Regions from separate parts of the Mus musculus genome. Here region 2 is linked to region 1. A link is a contact called in ENCODE Hi-C or POLR2A ChIA-PET data. All regions are on one chromosome and are shown on one strand. Each heading gives the region's core, a stretch centred on a gene start or an enhancer-like site at or near the end of the contact. The rest is flanking DNA. Distances are from core to core; before and after follow the strand shown. Region 1 overlaps Foxp4 (forkhead box P4). Region 2 holds the start of 1700122O11Rik (RIKEN cDNA 1700122O11 gene).

Region 1 (7,746 bases), core at 2,520-5,019:
TTGTTCCACCCATCTCTTCTTTGTATCTCTTCTTCTGTCTGCTTGTCTGGCTAAGGGCTGGCTGACAGACTCGGGGCTTGGAGGATGGGTTCTAGGGGTAAAGTAGAGAAACCAGAGCTCACTCTCTTTCTTCCCTGCCTCCTCCTCCCTAAGACACCTCAACACAGAACACGCTTTGGATGACCGGAGCACGGCCCAATGCCGCGTGCAGATGCAGGTGGTCCAACAGCTGGAGATCCAGGTGTGACCCGAGGGTGTGAGGGAGGGTCCCGGGAGGGTCCTATGGTCAGAGTCCATCTTGTGCTCTCTAGGGCTTATTCACCATCGTGTGAGGTGAGGACAGCTGAGGCTGAGTAGCCAAGGCTGAGGCCCTGTATGCAGGGAGCTGTTTTTATATGCTAAGTAAAAACAAGACTCATGTGAATGGCTAATGTGCAGGCCTGCTGTGCAGCGTGCTTCAGGACATCCTCAGAGTGGTCTGCCTGCCCTGCCTGCCGGATACCATCATCTCCATATAACACAGGCCTAGGGAGCCACTCAGGGAATGGAGGGACTGGGATTAGAACCCTTACTCCGGCATCACATCGAGTCCTTAAGAGAGCCACCGAATCAGCCGTCCCTGCTTAACCATCTCTGGCTGCTCACAGGGTGGAGAGAGGGCAGTTGTAAGAGATGCTTTGAGGTTTATGAATGGGGGAAGTGAATCATTTGCCGTCCCCACTCACCTCTTCAGTAGTGAGCCAGGCAGGCACTGGGGTGTTGTTCAGCCTCCCGTGGGGAGAAGGGGCGCATGGCTGGTTGGAAGAAGATTGCCATGTGTAAGGTGGTGTGAGCCCAAGACTGCTGTAGAGAAAGGGAGAGAGCGTCAGTTCCTGGTCCTGAGGAGGTGGGAGTCCAGAAGGGCAAAGAATGGCCAAGGCCTTTAGCAAGTTTTCAGAAGTGAGGCTCAGAGGGAACAGGTGCCTTGGTTGGGGGGGGGGGTGCTGGTGTGTGTGTGTGTGTGTGTGTGTGTGTGTGTGTGTGTGTGTGATGTGTGTGTGTGTGAGAGAGAGTGAAGGAGGGGTGAGGGGCAGGGTGTGTGTTTGTGAGCGTGTGTGTGTGTGTGTGTGTGTGTGTGCATGTGTTTATGTGTATGTGACGGGAGGGGGGAGGGGGTGTCTGTGTGAAAGAGAGTGGAGAAAGGCAGGGAGGTATGTGCGTGCATATGCACAAGTGTGTATGTGTGTGTGAGAGAGAGAGGTGGGGAGTGGGAGGTGTGTGTATGTGTGACAGAGTTGGGGGAGGGGTGTGTGTGAGAGAGGTGAGGAAAGGGTGGTGTGTGTGTGTGTGTGTGTGTGTGTGTGTGTGTGTGTGTGTTGAGACTTTCTGAGGGCCTCCAGGTCTCCAGTGACAGTGACAGTGACAGGTAACCTGTAGGGGAATAAGAACCCATCCCCCCCTCACTGTGCCTTTTCACAGCTGGCCAAGGAGAGTGAGCGGCTGCAGGCCATGATGGCACATCTGCACATGCGGCCTTCAGAGCCCAAGCCCTTCAGCCAGCCAGTGAGTGCCCTGCCCCCACTTCCCAGCATCCCCCGACCCCTCCTCAGCACAGCCCTGACCTTCAGGGAACAACCTCTTGGGGTGCTTTTCTCAGCACCTACCCCATTGCTCACAGCTGAACCCAGTCCCTGGCTCCTCCTCATTCTCCAAGGTGACCGTCTCCGCAGACCCGTTCCCGGATGGCCTCGTGCACCCCCCAACTTCAGCCGCTGCCCCCGTCACACCCCTGCGTCCCCCTGGCCTGGGCTCTGCCTCTTTGCACAGTGGGGGCCCTGCCCGCAGGAGAAGTAATGACAAATTCTGCTCCCCCATCTCCTCAGGTGAGGCTGCTGTAGGAGGGGTACCCCCCAACCCCAACTGATGGGGGTTCCCGATCTGGCTGCCTCACCTTCTGCCTGTCTCCCCCAGAGCTTGCCCAGAATCATGAGTTCTACAAGAACGCTGACGTCAGGCCCCCCTTCACCTACGCTTCCCTTATCCGCCAGGTAAGCATGGAAGGCCGGAAGGATGGAGAAGGCAAGTTTACTGGAGCCAGGCCTCCTGATGCCCGACCATAAGGTCCCTCACTCCTGAGCCCCTCTCCTCCGGTCTGCCTCCTGCGGGCTGTAGCATATCCTGCCTGAGCTCACTGGGTCCATTCCCATTCATCTTTATTGTCCATATGCACAGGGTGACGCTCACTTCTGCATACGTACACTAGCTCGCACTTGCTATTCATAAACACAAGCACATGCCCTTACACACGTGGCTATTCTGTGGTACTTCCTACAGACGTGCGTTCTCTCAGGGCGCACTTTGCCCAAATAAAGAAAATCCCCAACCGCCTCAACAATAGTGCTACCTCAGGCTAGGGCGCATGAAGCCCTTTCTCACCCCCAACCGTGAAGGGCTCCCATGTCTTTTTTGCACATGCGCAGTCTCTGGAGGCCCGGCTCCCAATACCCTCAGCTCTCTTAGCTCATTAGCCTAGCGGGGAATCCCAACCCGCCTCTGGGTCTCCTGTCCTCAAGGATGAGTCAGGGGCTACATAAAAGGGTGGAACACAGGGCCGTGAGGCCCCCAGATCTAGTCTGAGGGTCTCTTTGCCCTTTCCTTGCCTGCAGGCCATTCTGGAAACTCCAGATCGGCAGCTGACGCTAAATGAGATTTATAACTGGTTCACCAGGATGTTCGCCTACTTCCGAAGAAACACGGCCACCTGGAAGGTAAGACCTGCCCTATCTCCCTCATCCTGACTTTCTTCTCTAAACCGCCACAGTCTACTGAGACCAAGGCTACCTACTACTTTGTCCCCTCAACAGTTCTGCAGAAATAGCCCACCAGGTCCACCAATAGCCCTCACCCCGGTCCCCTCAGCAGCAACTCCAGTGTTCCTAACTTGCTATTTTGTACATCGGGGACTTGCGTATTGTCGCAGATGGTCTTAAAACCCTGGGTTTAATGATCGCCCTGCCTCCACCTCCCTGAGTGCCAGGATTTCAAGTGAACATCACCACACCCTGTTAGACAGTTGCTAGGTGTGGAATCCAGCCCTGTGTGTGCGCTAGGCATGCACAGTGTCTTCCTTTTAATGACCTTGGCCAGCCTCGCACTGTCTCTTTAACGGGAAGAAATTATTTCTCTTTAGTATGGTACAAAGAATTCCAACTCCCTGAGACAGGGCCTCTGGAGGGTTGACGGTCAGCTCAGTGGCAGGTCCTGGGGTAAATCCATGGCTCCAGATTTCATAACTAATCCAGTCTAGGAGGAGGTTCAAAGGTGTATACTGGCCCCAATACATGGGTAGACTGAAGTCTATAGACCACTCCCAGGGACACAAATGGATACATACAGCACCCAGCTCACCAGTGGCAGGGAGGTAATTGTCTCTATTCAATTAGTCACTTAACACTTTCAGCTATAAGCATTTTCCTTGGAGACCAGAGGAATGCAAGGACCTAGGAAAATGGGCCAGAGATGTAGGCTGGGACACTGTTCTATGGTCGATATAGGGTGTGCATGCGCACCATGTGTGTCTTGCACTATGAAGCAAGATGAGAAGGTGGTATCTAAATTAAGGCGGAGTTGGACGAGGAGGAGGAAGTGGGGGGTGGAGTATTGGCCCTTTCAGGAAGTCAAGATACATGAGAGGGCGTCTCTCTCTCACTCTCTCAGAACTCTAATTGTATCCCTGGCTCTCGGGTCCTCCTGCTGGCCTGTGAGAAAACTGCAGCCAAACAGACCTCCTGCAGTGTGACGGGTTTCTCCACAGTGGAACGGAGGAGGCCCTCCGGGCCAGGGCACCGCCAAGCACTGGGTGGGATCTGCAGCTGTCCAGCCTTTTCTACCTTAGTAATGTGCAAAGGACTACTAGAAGGGCCTATCATGGCATCTTCCCTTTCCTGTGCCAACCTCCCAAAGCTTAGACTATGCAGCAGGGGCAGCCACTCTGATTGGCTATGAGTGATGTCACTTCCTGGCAACCACAGCCCTGCCCTCTTTTTGAGCTAGCGTTGTGTTTTAGGAGCCACCTGGTCCAGCCTCCAACGTCTAGGCCAGGTCAGATGGCAGACTTTACAGATGATACAATCCCATCACCTAGAGTTGAATATAGCGTAGAGCTGGTTCAGGCAGCTTTCATAGCTTCTCAGTGGCCATGCCGAGAGCCTCACCTTGATCTGTTTCATCCCTCACACACAACCCTAATCTGGTCCTGATATAGTGTGGCTTGTTGCTACGTGGCACCCTGGGGGGTGCCACACTGCCCTGTCCGGTCAGACTGTACTGGCTTGAGATCCACACTGACTTTGAGAGTTCTTTTCAGCCAGCCAACTTCATTCATGCTACTGGGGAAAGAGTAGCCTGTGGTTTCTTCCCATCTATTTTGCACCTTCTCCGGGTCATCTTTCTCTACATCACTTGGGTTTCTTGATCCCCACCCCCACCCCTTCTGGTCCCCATCCATAGACCATGCCGGCTGCTTTAGACCTAGGGTATCCAGGCTTGGGGGTGGGCGTGTGCCAAGCCAGCTGCCATTTCTTAGGGACAGAGCTACCATCTGCCAAGTGGATGGTCCTCAGCAGCCTTCCTGTGTCCATCCCCTCCTAGGGCCTGTGTTGTGGGCCCATCCTTTTGTTTACGCAGCCCCCGCCAGACCCCTTAAATTGCCGTTAATGTTTCAGCGTAACGAATTAGTCTCTCGTCACGAATCAGGCTTCGAAACGAGGGAAAAAAAGCCCCGGCGAGGCCACCCTCGGAAATTGGGGTCATTCTCATTTGCAAAGCGGAGGATCGGAGCCCCGTAATGCGGGCAAATTTATTCCGAGGCAGGAGCCCCGGCGTGATTAGGCCCTTTGTAATTATCGCTCCGTGAGATTCCACTCCAGCCGCCCGCCTCCCTCGTGGGTTAGCAAGCGAGTCGGAAAAATACACAGGATTTAATTAGAGGCAAATTAAAATTGGTAATGAAATCGGGCCAGTTGCAAGAGGCAAGAGTTGGATGGGAGAGAGGGAGAGCAGATCTCCAGGGGCACCCGCTGCCTGCCCTGCCCGCTTTCTTCCCCGTTTAGAAATGTAAAGAAGAGCCGGGATAGGCGGGTTGGAGGAGACTGGTGGGGGACATGTAATGGGGACAGGGCTGGGGCTGCTGGTGAGAGACAGAAAAACTGAGAGCAGAGATAGGGAGGTGGGACCAAGGGACCTGGGGACAGGAGATGGGTGGATCAGTGCCCTCACCCAGGCTTCCAGAGGGAATTGGGCCCTGCAATCCCCGCCCATGTGTCCTACCAACCAGGTGACCTCAATTTCTGAAGTTCTCTTTCCAGGACGAGGTAGTGACAAGATGTCTTACTCTCTCTCTTGTCTTGTTGTCTTGCCGCTGTGCATTTGGGCCGTCTTTTCAAGTCAGCAGTAGGTTTCCAGGTGTATCTATTAGGCTCCACTGGATACCTGTGCTCCCAGAAAGCTATCTGTCTGGAGCTCACAGCCTCAGCCCCCACCCCCACCCCCAGACTCCTAGGGGTTCAGTAAAGGTAGTGAGGACCGTAAGCTAGTTGCCAAAGTTATCTGCAGTGCTCAGTGTGTGCCTGAGGTACAGTGTCTCAGCCTTTCTAAGCCACCAGGGTCCCTGTGCAATCTTAAAATCAGAAGTCAGGAGTGATTTCTGCCAGTGTGTTTGGCCAGTGAAGATGTAGAAAGGAATTATTTAATTTCATTGGCAACAACATTTTCTTGAGACCGGGCCTCTATGTAGTCCAGGCTGGCCTGAACCCCCCTGTATAGACCAGGTTGGCCTCTGCCTCCCAAGTCCTCGGATTGAAGGCATGTACCAGCACACCCTATCCGAGACAACCCTTTCTGAGATGAGACAGACATTGAGGACTTTCCCTCTCAGTGTCCCTGTGCCGGGACTGAGGTTATTGTTCCCTGGGATATGAGATGTGGGACCATGGGAAGATTTTCTACGTACGTTCACTGGAATGGAGGTGAACCCATTCACTGCATCCCCAGAATGCCGTGCGCCACAACCTCAGCCTGCACAAGTGTTTCGTCCGTGTGGAGAACGTCAAGGGGGCCGTGTGGACTGTGGATGAGCGGGAATATCAGAAACGGAGACCGCCAAAGATGACAGGGTATGTGGGCCCTAGCTGAGTAAGCTGTCCCAGCCCGGCCTGAGCCAGCCCAGCTTCTGCTTCTCAGGGACACCCCGGATGCCCTCCTGAGAAAGGAATGTGGGTGTCAAGGATGAAGGAGACCAGTGTGCATGGCCGGCTACCTGGACATAACTGGCAACCCCAAGATGGGCACTGCCATCCTCCATTCTCACTTCTGACTAAGAGAAGGAATCTCAGGGAGCAGGGTACCAGAGAGGTGAAGCCCACAGTAATCATGGCTAGAGCTGGCATGTGAGCTGAGGTGACAGCTGCCATCCTAAACTCTTCCTGCTATAGGATAAGAATCCTGGACCCACCGTCTTTATTTCACAGTGGAATTGTTGAGTGGAGAGGGCCAGGGTCTGACGGGAAGCCAGCAGGAAAGCAGGTTGGGTCCAGGACCAGGCCTCACATCCAGTTTATGCTCTGTTTCAGCACACAGTAGGTCAGAACCTTTCCCTATCTCACCAGCACCTATTTTCTTGCCTACATACATTGGCGCCGGGCTCCTGGCTCAGGGGAGACCTGAAGTAGGCTAAGATACCTATAGTACCCACTGTTCCTTCACCCGAGCAACGGGCTTGCTGTGCAACCGCAGAGTAACAGGGGTAGGGTGAGATTGTGAAACGCCCCACCATGTGCCCACATTCCAGCCTCCGTCCTTGGTAGTGTTCTCTCATTACCAGCTTGGACCCTTCTGCTCCTCTGCTTCTTCCCTACTGTGTGACTGAGACGCTCTATGGGGGGGAGTATGTGGGGGGGAAGGTGAGCCCCCAATCCTTGCCTTCCTCAGTACTGCTGGCTTCTGGAGCCTGCTTGGTATAGGGCTCATCTGCCCTAAGTTCAGGAGTTCCAGAAAGTGGACTGTTTGTTATGAAACTGTTTTTCTGAAACAGTTTCATAACAGAGAGGACAGGCATGGCGGTGCATGTCCGTAACCCAGTGCTCGGGAGATAGAAGCTGGAGGATCGAAAGTCCTCCGTTTTGTTTCGTTTTACGATACCGGACTTTTCTCTATGTAGATCTGGCTGTCATGAAACTCATGCTGTAGACCAGGCTGGCTGTGAACTCAAGAGATCAGCCTGTCTCTGCTTCCTGAGTGCTGGGATTAAAGGCATGCATGCCCCTGGTGGTGGGGAGAGAATGGTCTGAGAGAGAAAGTGCTGGCCACACCCTGTGAAAGGGGAATTCTGGGAGTTCTGCACCGGCTTCCCGGCTCTCGGTCCCAGATCACTCTAAGGTTGGAAGTCCCTGCTCCCTGTGGGCTTGTGGGCTTTTAAAACAGCAGAGAGGATCACAAGGATCCAGCTACAGGTTCCCAGCAGTGCGAGAGTGAGGCGCATATTTTCATCCCGGCTCTGAGTCAGAGGGAGGTTGTCTGTGGATGTGTGAGTTGAGATTGCCTTCTCTCCCGTAGGAGTCCCACTCTGGTGAAGAACATGATCTCGGGCCTCAGTTACGGGGCACTTAACGCCAGCTACCAGGTGACTGAGCCCACTGCTCCCCTTTGGCCTGCCCCAGGCTTTGCCCTAGAGGAGGGCCATAGGTGGGAAGGAGGGTAAAGACCACACCC
Region 2 (4,052 bases), core at 817-3,316, 160 kb before region 1:
CACCAACACACACACACACACACACACACACACACACACACACACCACCGCCACCATCCTCCGCGGAGGCTGCAACTAGAGAAGCAAAGTTAGAAGGACCTTGGTCAAACTGGTCTCGATCCTGGGATTTTCTGGGCAATTGGAGGCCACAATTTAGATAGTTTCCGGAATCGATGTCCCTTAAAGACCAGCGCCTGGACTCTACTGAGTAAACTCCCATTTCAACTTCCTCCTCTTCCTCTATTTGAACAACGTGTATCATTAAATTATAAAATTGTTGTTGTTGTTGTTGTTGTTTCAAAAATTAACTTTATTGGGGGAGGGGCAGTTGCCCGAGGACAACTTGTGAGAACCAGGTTTTGCCTTCCACACTTAGGGGTCCCTGGAATGGAACTTATGTCAATACACTAGGCAGCAAGGGGCAGCCGCTTTTTATCTTTTATCTTTTACACTGAGACCCAGAGGACAGCTTCTTCAACGTCGCGTAGTAAATTTATCCTAGAGCTCAAGCCCACACGGGTTGCCCAGTTGCCCGGCCGTCAGGACCACTGCAGGGACTGAACAGTAGAAGGCAGAAGCAGGTGGCCCGTGTTTCGCCCTCCGTGGGAGACACTGACTGACTGCAGGCATAGTGACTGCGGGGGAAGACTGCAACTCTCAAAGTCCCCACTTCCTGTCCTTGCCTAGAGGGAGGAGGGGGGAGTCCCAGGCAGGGCCTTGGAAACCCTGACTAATGGGCAGGAGCCTCTGCGGGACTCCGCCCAGAGTTGGTTGCTGTCAGCTTCAGGGAGCTACTGAGAGGGAAAATTACTCACGTGGGAGGGAGGGATTGTTTTTAAGTAGAGGCAGATGGTAGAGAGGTGGGACTCGAAGGAAAGTGCACAACACTTTGTGGCCGGCAATATGTATTATTTGCAATATCTGGGGTCCTACTGTGTGCCAGCCACTCCTTTTCTCTTGCACCATCTACTCTCTCTGCATGAGCTGGAGAGATGGGAACCAACTTGCGTTCCACTTTGCAGATGAAGATAATGGGGCTCTAGGAGATGGAGATGCTTGCCCAGGGTAGCCAGTAAGGAAATCCCAAGCGTTCACTTCACACTTACCTGCAGGCTTCCTTCTTCAGCCTGGATTGTGTTCCTCGGCCTTCTAGGTCATCAAACCCTAGCCCTTTCTTCTCTAAGATTCCCTAGACAGGCAGGCCAGCTGTTGTGCTGGACTTGATCTCTTTACTCTAGCCAATAAAAACAAGGAAGAGAGACAAGAGCCACGAAGGGACACTTGGTATACCCATCCCCTTGCATACTCCCAAGACAACCACACACCTTAAAGTTCCACAGCAGGAACAGAAAGAAGACTGTGAGGTTCCAGGTCAGGGGCATTTCAGCACCAACTGGAGGGCAGAGAGATCTTGCCAGTTCTTCACGTTCCTGCTCAGAAATTAGCCTAAGCTTAGGACTCCAGCTATACTACTGTAGAAATTTAGGCTCTCCATGCCCGCTATTCCAGTATTCAGGGGGCTGAGACTGGAGGATAATGAGTTTGAAACCAGCCTGGGCTAACCAAGAGACTTGTCAAAAGCAAGAACAAAATACCCACATCAGATTCTCCTTCTCCAGTCAAATGTAGTGAGCATCGAAGTTTATCATCAATGTCTAGAAACACTCTCAAGGTCAGGCACAAGGGTATCTGCCCACATACTAATCTTTGAAGGTGGAGACAAACAGGTCGGAAGTAGCAGACTAACTTGGACTACATCATGAGATCTTGTCTCAAAACCAGTCAGGCATTGCTGGTGCTACCTTTAATCCCAGCAGCACCTGACTCTTCAGAGGAGAGGGGTCCCCAGCTGAACTGTGGGCTCTGTGGTATCTCATCCATTCCACAGAGGAGCTGGGGAAATGGAAGGAGAGTTAACATCCCAGAGACCCTAAGGAGCTAGATTTGGTAAAGACATGATGGCTCCTTTGGACTTATGGCTCACAAGGATGATGTCACAATAGGTTTGGAGGTGTGGCTCCTCCCTTTAAGCTAAGATAAAGAAGTTCTTGCTCACATTCCCTTCCCTTCTACTCCGAGTGGATAGGATGGAGTGGCATGGGCATGTCCCGTGGCCTGTCAGCCACTGGCCAAGTGACTTTGGAGGTCTGTCTCATGGACAGACATGAGCAGAAATAATCTCAACCCCAAATCTATACAGAAGTACTGGTTAGAAGTGTGTGTGCGTGCGTGTGTGCGTGTTCCTGTGCATGTGTGTGTGTGTGTGTTCAAGGAAGAAAGCCCCACTATGGCTTAGTAAGGCTCTCTGTAAGCGTCCCTGACGTGCCAGGTACAAACAAAGGTAATGGTAGCCATCGGAGGAGAGAGGGACTGAGGGGACTGATTCAAAGCATCTGTCAAAGTGATGAATGGTCCAGGCTTGGGCCTTGAGTCACCTAACTGGTAGAGTTTTTGTCAGGCAGAGGGGACTGAGAGCCAGGTGTAGCCTCACAAATCTGTGATCCAGCACTTGGAAGACTGCATCAGTCAGGGGAATTGAGAGTTTGAAGCCAGCTTGGACTACATAGTGAGACACTGCCTCAGAAAAAAAAAAAAAGCTAGGGGGGTTTGTCACTATATTCTAAGTGGCAAGATTGCCATCCAAATAGTCCAGCGTTGGTAGGCCTAAGGCCTAAATCTGGGGTGAGAGTGTGAGCTAGGGAAGGAATTTGGTTCTTCCCCAACCCTGAATCTGTCAATCCTGGATTCTCTTGATATGAGGTTCCTACCATCCCCCCCCCTTTTTTTAAGAGGAAAGATGGGTGAATTCTATCTTCAGTCCTATGTCCAAGATCTCATCATTGGAAGATATTTGGAACAAAATAAAACTTGAGGAAGAGGAGGAAGAAGAAGAAACAGGGAAGGAGAATGTAGACCAAGAGCAAGAGAAAGAAGAACAAAACAGGTGTGTTGAGACACAGCGCCTTCCTTCTTCCTCCTGTCCCTCCCGGCTCTGGAGAGCCTCACTCTATGACCATATCGGTCCGCTGCCCCTCTATCTCCACTCCCTGACTCCACTCTTCCTTCCTTTTGCTCAGGATCAAGGCCCTTCTTGGAGTACCCAAGCAGAACTCAGTGTGGGGCCTGATGGCTTGGCCCAGGCCCTCCCCAGAGCAAGCCCAGTGGTGGGAAGATTTCTCCCTGCCCTCACTCCGTGGAACCTGCCTCTGCGGCTGCAGATTGAGCTCAAAGATGAGGCTCCACCCCCTACCCTCCATGACTTCCTGCCCCACCCCTAAAACCTTGCCCTCATTGGGATCTAGAGAAGAGTCTAGCTGGCTAAGAAACCAGCCTCTGATGGAGCCTCTATCAGCGTCCAGATTGAAGATGCCCAAAGCAGTTCCCAGACTTCCACCCAAGGTCTCCCCTAAGAGATCTACTATGCCCAAGACAGGGCAACAGCAGACCGCAATGTCAATGTGGCCTCCGGTTATTATCAACCCTCCCTCCAAGAGCTCTGCTCTTAAGGGACAACACACACCCTCTGCCAAAGAGGTCACCCACACCCCAGGTGCCTGGGGCAACCCTTTGCCTCATCTTCCTTCAAAATAAATATTTTTTTGTTACACCAGCAACAGTCTAACACAGTTCTAGGCACTTTGAGATGTATTAGCTCATGAAATCTTCACGATATTTCTAAAAGATTGAAACATAGGTCAGGTTCCTCCCTCCCTCCCTCCCGGGTCTCTTGTTGCCCAGACTGATGTCAAACTCGCTATGTAGCCAAGAAAGACCTGGAACCTCTAATCCTCCTGCCTCTCTCTGGAGTACTTGGGCTACAGGCAATGCCCAGTGTACAGTCTGAGCTACAGTCTTAGCTTTTTGTTCACATCGCTTAGCACAGAGATTTCACTCTCATTTACTTTATTATTTAAGTCATTATGGACTCGGGGATATTTATAATACACTTGGAGTATGTAACGCTGGTGTATTTATTCGGCTGCTCAAGTTGTTCCTATTCTGGTCAAGGGGGCTTCTGCTGTTGTATCCTGTGTCCCTTTGGCATACGACTG

The links. Hi-C counts contacts between places; a loop is a spot of excess contacts on that map. ChIA-PET counts read pairs that join two places held with the same protein, here RNA polymerase II (POLR2A).
Region 2: a map of gastrocnemius shows a loop between it and region 1 (3-fold over the local background). The contact joins the promoter of 1700122O11Rik here to the enhancer-like site in region 1. A Hi-C loop is called at or near these places in 16 of 37 maps with a recorded cell type or tissue (Patski, gastrocnemius, heart and 2 more). POLR2A ChIA-PET finds 5 or more read pairs at or near these places in 1 of 5 experiments (embryonic stem cell).

What each region holds. Positions count from the first base shown.
Region 1 is chr17:47,869,636-47,877,381 of GRCm38, reverse strand. It overlaps Foxp4 (forkhead box P4), which reads left to right. Exons shown (of 17, transcript NM_001110825.1): 9 at 154-241; 10 at 1,459-1,542; 11 at 1,694-1,862; 12 at 1,951-2,027; 13 at 2,646-2,747; 14 at 6,031-6,152; 15 at 7,591-7,657. Among named protein-coding and RNA genes, the nearest start is that of Gm25201, 33 kb to the right of the region's middle. Within about 2 kb of position 3,769, at least 2 of the 3 ENCODE cell types and tissues checked have a DNase peak (open chromatin) inside an H3K27ac peak, as active enhancers do; they include gastrocnemius and heart, where a contact is called at or near this core.
Region 2 is chr17:48,036,307-48,040,358 of GRCm38, reverse strand. 1700122O11Rik (RIKEN cDNA 1700122O11 gene) reads left to right here and starts at 2,066. Exons shown (of 3, transcript NM_029689.1): 1 at 2,066-2,145; 2 at 2,791-2,944; 3 at 3,078-3,614. The coding sequence starts at 2,088. The coding sequence ends at 3,591.